Linked DNA regions of Mus musculus: region 1 is linked to region 2. The links are chromatin contacts, found by Hi-C or POLR2A ChIA-PET in ENCODE. All regions are on one chromosome and are shown on one strand. Each heading gives the region's core, a stretch centred on a gene start or an enhancer-like site at or near the end of the contact. The rest is flanking DNA. Distances are from core to core; before and after follow the strand shown. Region 1 overlaps Sema5a (sema domain, seven thrombospondin repeats (type 1 and type 1-like), transmembrane domain (TM) and short cytoplasmic domain, (semaphorin) 5A). Region 2 overlaps Sema5a (sema domain, seven thrombospondin repeats (type 1 and type 1-like), transmembrane domain (TM) and short cytoplasmic domain, (semaphorin) 5A).

What was found. Hi-C counts contacts between places; a loop is a spot of excess contacts on that map. ChIA-PET counts read pairs that join two places held with the same protein, here RNA polymerase II (POLR2A).
Region 1: a map of mouse trophoblast stem cell shows a loop between it and region 2 (2.3-fold over the local background). The contact joins two enhancer-like sites. A Hi-C loop is called at or near these places in 1 of 37 maps with a recorded cell type or tissue (mouse trophoblast stem cell). POLR2A ChIA-PET finds 5 or more read pairs at or near these places in 1 of 5 experiments (Patski).

Annotation. Positions count from the first base shown.
Region 1 is chr15:32,431,776-32,434,547 of GRCm38, forward strand. All of the region lies in intron 3 of Sema5a (sema domain, seven thrombospondin repeats (type 1 and type 1-like), transmembrane domain (TM) and short cytoplasmic domain, (semaphorin) 5A), which reads left to right. Among named protein-coding and RNA genes, the nearest start is that of Sema5a, 190 kb to the left of the region's middle. Within about 2 kb of position 1,493, at least 2 of the 3 ENCODE cell types and tissues checked have a DNase peak (open chromatin) inside an H3K27ac peak, as active enhancers do.
Region 2 is chr15:32,264,264-32,267,053 of GRCm38, forward strand. The region is part of intron 1 of Sema5a (sema domain, seven thrombospondin repeats (type 1 and type 1-like), transmembrane domain (TM) and short cytoplasmic domain, (semaphorin) 5A); the gene reads left to right. Among named protein-coding and RNA genes, the nearest start is that of Sema5a, 21 kb to the left of the region's middle. Within about 2 kb of position 1,433, at least 1 of the 3 ENCODE cell types and tissues checked has a DNase peak (open chromatin) inside an H3K27ac peak, as active enhancers do.

The sequences.
Region 1 (2,772 bases), core at 243-2,742, 170 kb after region 2:
TATTGTAGCAACATTGTTTGTCTCGGTCGTTACGTTTGGGAGTACCCTTTATGTATTCTTGTCAGGGTGAAGCCTTCAGCATTGCTCTTATACCAGCCCTGTTTAACAAATTGATTTCTCTTATCAGAGAAGAAACTTCCTAGGACCCCCCAGCTTGTAGTGGTCTGTGTATTTTCTGGTGTTCCTGCTTGTTGAATATCCATAGAGTGTCTTTTGTCCTCATGGAACACAGCCATCTTTGCTTTTGTATCTGAACCCTGGTGAGTCTCTAAAGGACACTGTACCTTACATTTCACACAGGGTATTTTCTGAGAAGACTCCTTAGTACACTTTTTGCTAAATGGCTGGGAAGACACTCTATTAAACAGACCCAGAGAGTAGCCCAAGCAGATGATTCTCAACTAAATGTGAGATGTCAACAGGGACAGTGGTAATTCCCCATTCTTGTGTTTTATATATTAAAATGAATCCAGAGTGGCTGGAAGTGCCAATGGTTATACATGAACAACTAGGGAGAAAAGAGTGATCCGTGGGTAATTGTCAGTGCCTTATGGAAGGGATAATGGGAAAATAGCTAAGCATATTCTTAAAGAACCCAAGGCACAAAACTGTGTACAGTATAATTAAACAATGTTAAACCCAATACAAAGTAATTTACCCTTTCTACAGCTTAAATCACACTACATCTTTGATCTGATTAAATAGTGTTTGATGTTGATAAGCTATTTATTTGAAACCTCTTAAGCTGGTTTTCCCTCAAGGGACATGTTAAAAGCAAGATATTTCTCAGTGGAAAAGCTTTAAAATGCAATTGGGATAATCCTTGTGAGTATGTGATGCTCTCTCAAGAAAGATCTATGTAAAGAAAAAAAAAAAAAACTCACCTACATTTTGAAGCCTGATTGGTGAACTGAATGGTACAAAATAAGTTTGTATTAGAGGCCAGATGCGTTATTCACACCGTTTTTTATATGATGCAAGTTTCTTATTCTCAAGGTATTTGTGCAAAATTGCTCACTGTCTCTTCTGATTTAATTCAGCTTTTGAAAGCTCTTGAAGTCAATGTTTGGAATTTAGAGCAAAAAGAAAAAAGGAGAACATATGGAAATAATAAATTTATACGGTTGGTTATTAAAGATGCCTGCTATGAAAAAAATTTAACTTACACAGCAGTGAGAACTGGGGTGGAAACTCTGTAGTGAATGTCGCACGTGTTTGTCATTACCATCCTTATTTAAGACTTCCCTTCCTCCAAAGCCAAACATGGACATCCTAGGGATTTTTTTAGCAACCAATTTTAAGGCAGCCAATGAAATACTGTGTTTTCTCTAGCTCTATCTTGCTACATCCTGCCTACTTCCATATGCCCCTTTTTTCCTAGCCTCCCGAGATGCCTTTTTTTGTTTTTCTTTGATTCAGCCACCCAGTGCACAAATTAAAAATAGTTTTGGCTGCAACAGAGTCGCTGACCCTTCGCAGCACTGTGGCTCTTGGCAAGGGCCATGTAGCTGTTGCTTGAGGGGCATGGGTGGGAGCGATATGGTTGGATGGTATTCCGTGGTTTGCTTTGTAATTCTCAGAGTCTCCAGTTTTCTCTGCCTTCATACATTTGTGAAGCTTTGGTTGATATCGCCAAGCATTTCACACTCCAAGTGAAGGGAAGATATCTCCCTAAGGATGTGTAATTCTGTTGTGCAGCCACAACTCGACTTTGAGCAAAGTTAAAAATATTTCCGTGTTCTGGAGATATTTTATTTTTTCAAATAACCCTACTCTCTGACTTTCCAGAACTGTCCACATCCAAGTAATATGGTTCAGACTTATTCTTACCCTGCCTGAGAATCATGACCCCTGCCTTCCCGCTGCTGGAATTGGGGGAACAGTCCCTAACTGTGTAATGTGCAAATCAGTTCACAACTGCAGCTGCTTCTTGCTCTGTTTGTTTTTCATAGTCTGTGCGTTAACCGTTGGGTGTGTGTGAATAGGGTGGGGGCTTTGATCAGATAAAGCAAAACACAAGTCATCTCTCTGCAAGCCATGAGAGTTGGCTTTGTCCTGTGTGTTTTCATTCACACACTAAAAGGTTTACTCCCCTTATAGCCAGAGACCAAGCTTCTCTGACCACATGGCCTCATCAGGTTGTCTGTGCAGAGCATATGACAAGGGAATCTCATGAATGTGTAATGAGCTTTGGAGTACTACAGTCTTGGTGGTGAGATTTCTAACAGTGTATGTATAGAGACTCTGGGATGGAGAGATGGCTCAGCAGTTAAGAGCACTGGCTGCTCTTTCAGAGGACCTAGATTTTATTTCCAGCACCCACATGTTATCTTGTAACTGTCTTCCTGACTCCACAGGGATGGAAGATACACAGGGATATGGTGTACAGATAAATATGCTGCCAAAATTTCTACCTACATAAATTAAATTAATTAAAAATACTAGACTGGATTTTTTTTTCTTTTTTCTTTTTTTTTTTAAATTATTTTATTTATTTACATTCCAGCCATTGCCTCCCCTCTGGTCCCTCCTCCCACAGTTCTTTATTCCAGTTTTCCACCCCTTGCCTCTGAGAGGGTGCTCCCCACCACTAGGCATCTCTGTTCCCTGGAGTCTCAAGTCTCTTGAGGATTAGGCACATCTCCCACTGAGGCCAGACCAGGCAGACCTCTGCTATGTATGTGCCCTGGGCCTAGGATCAGTGTATGCTGCCTGGTTGATGGTTCAGTCTCTGGGAGCTCCCAGACATCTGGGTTAGTTGAGACTGCTGGT
Region 2 (2,790 bases), core at 183-2,682:
CTTCAGCCTGCATTCCAATGGGAGCAAAGCACAGCCAAGCCAAATGATATCTTAAAGTTCCAAACGACACCGGCAAGTATAAAAGAATTATCTGAGCATTTAAAGGCAGACAGAAGACTTAGCAACCACTGGGCTTATCAAAAAGACTCCCCTTCCATAATCCATTCTGCTCCATCAAGCTTGTTCCTGAAAAGCTTTAGACAGAATAAATGAATAATACTAACCTAAGCTCATGGTCACTTTCAAATATACTCGTGGGATTTCACAGGGATTTGAGTACCAGGAGAGGCAGTATTGAAAACATGGGATTTGTTTATAATGTGACCAGAAGGTTTGGGCCCAGTTCATTTCTTTATACCAGGGTCAGTGTCTGGAATAGTCTTGGTATCAGAGTTTTATGTGTTAAATTTTTAAAATTGAAATACTTGAAGTCATTTGGGTTTAGTGGTTGGGGATGAGCATGAAGCTATGAGCATGAAGTTCTGTAGAGGGTGGAACGGCCTAGCTCTCAGTGGGCTACAGGACGTGGGCAGGTCATACACACAGCTCTCCAGTAGGGTAGCCTGCCCACCAGAGTGGTAAAGTGAATCCCTGACTTCTCAGGAAGGAGCCGACAAGTGCAGTAGCCAGGAAGGAGGTTGCACACTTTTGCTTCAGTCCTGCAAAGAGAAAATGGGGTGAGGCAGAGCTGGCTGCCTCACATGGGAAGCCTTTATCCCCAAGGGCTGGCTGCCATCCCTGTAGCACTGTGTCACTGTAGTCAGAGGTTCCGGTTCCAAAGGCTGTAGTATACCTGACAGCTGGTTGTGCTTTCAGAATTGGAAGAGCGAGGATGATAATAGCCAGACCTATCTAGGCAGTGCAGCAATATGCTCAGCACTTGATGGCTTTTCCCTAAGTACCAAGTTCTGCAAATAAAAACACCTCATCTAAACACTGCCTGAGCTTAACGTCTTGCCCTCTTGCATCTTCACTGTCTCAACGCCCTGTGTTGGCTTCTAGAGCTTAAGGGGAGGGTTCTTTTCTTCGGCAGGAGCTTATTTTTCTCATTCGTTTTGAAGGAAAACAAAATAAATCAATAATTGCTTGTAAGTACAGTTATGTAGTTCAAGCTACCACCATATATTATCTTGCTGCATGGCCTCTTGGGGGCTTGGACTCTACTGGATAGTTTCTTGGGTCTCATCCAGTTGCAGTCATTGGCTGGCCCTGGAGTCAACACAGCTGGTCTCTCACAGCTGGGTGTACGAAGCGGCTTCATTTACATATCTGATGGGGAAGGGTTCTAGCCTACGTCTGCTCTCCTCTATGCAAAGATGTGGGCTTCAAGAAACAGGAAATGGAAGTCTCCAGGCTGTGCCTAGAAACTGGCACAGGCCTATTTCCTCTGAAGACACTTGGTTGCACAGTTCCAGGGCTTTCCAGATGTTCAAGGTTGGAGAAACAGTGTGCCCTAACGGGTGAAAGGCAAAGCTCACTGAAAAGGAACGTGTGGGGGTGGAGACTGTGCGTAGGCTGTCTGTGGGAAAGGCCATCTGCCACACCATTCCTCCTGTGCAATGTCTGAGAACTGAAAAGATCACATGTAATCCTATGCTTAAGTCGGTCACGCTTGCCTTCGTGTCTGTGCATACAGGGCTTGGGAGCCAACACAGGGTAACTTAAGCAAACACAACTAGCGAATGCCAAACGTAGACCCTATAGAGTAGGAGGATTCTTTCTACTCTGGTAGCTTTTGCTTCATGAATATTAGCTGCACAGTTTCCTAATATCAGTGCCTTCTAGGTAGCTTCAATATACTGGCAGGACGAGGTAATTATAGTGGTCATGAGGGAGGATTTTGGACACAGATTGTATTTGAAGCACAGTTCTGATGTATCCTAAAGGAGAACGTCGGACATCTGTTAAGTTAGTGGCTCGTGGTTTGTGCTAGTTCCATGAACACTTGAAACCGTTCACGTATGTAAGCGTGTTAGCACGCTCTACAGTGAGCAGTCTTTAATGCCGGTGGGTCTGAGTCTTGGCATGAGCCAGTGAACAGAAACTGTTACAGCTGCACTGTGGTTTGATGTCTTTCTCTTCTCAGAAACACATCACCGTGCAGCTGGGTTGCTTTCCTGGCCAGGCCCACTGCACACAGGAGCACCTTCACCGGGAAAGTGAAGGGATGGGGAGAAAGCAGCAACATTTGCTAAAAATATAACCAGGACTGGGAGTTGCTGCTCCACTTTGCATAAGAGCAGGCAGCTCAATGTTATCAAAAGGGCAGACCTGGTTTCTTATCTACTGCTACCCTACCAGATCCCTCTGCAGACCCCAGGCCCTGGAGCATATCAAAGTCTTGCTTCTGGTGAACGTTCCGCCCTGGCAGCTACAGAGAGGAGGTGAGGAAAAGAGATGAAGGCTTGAAGGCATGATATCCACAGCATGGTGACTGGATCCTTCTACCCAGAGCCTCAACACATTCAACGTCTGGTCAATCTCTTCCTGCTCCATCTGGCCTGAGTTGCTGCTAAACTCAGGTTACTCACGAAACTCTGCGTTGTTTCCTGTGTCCAGCCAGCACTTGAATTGCATTGTCTTACAATACTCACGTGGACTGTGGTGTGCCATCTGACCCTGCGGGGTGACTAATGTCAACATCTGTTCTGCAAGCATAGGGAAGGAAGGGAGAAGCTAAGAACGCCACTCTTCTTCACCCACACGTGTGAACAGGTTGGCAGCGTCTGCCTTTCAGCCACTTTCAAAGTGTTAAAATAATTAGCTGACCCGTATTTTAAGTAGGATCTG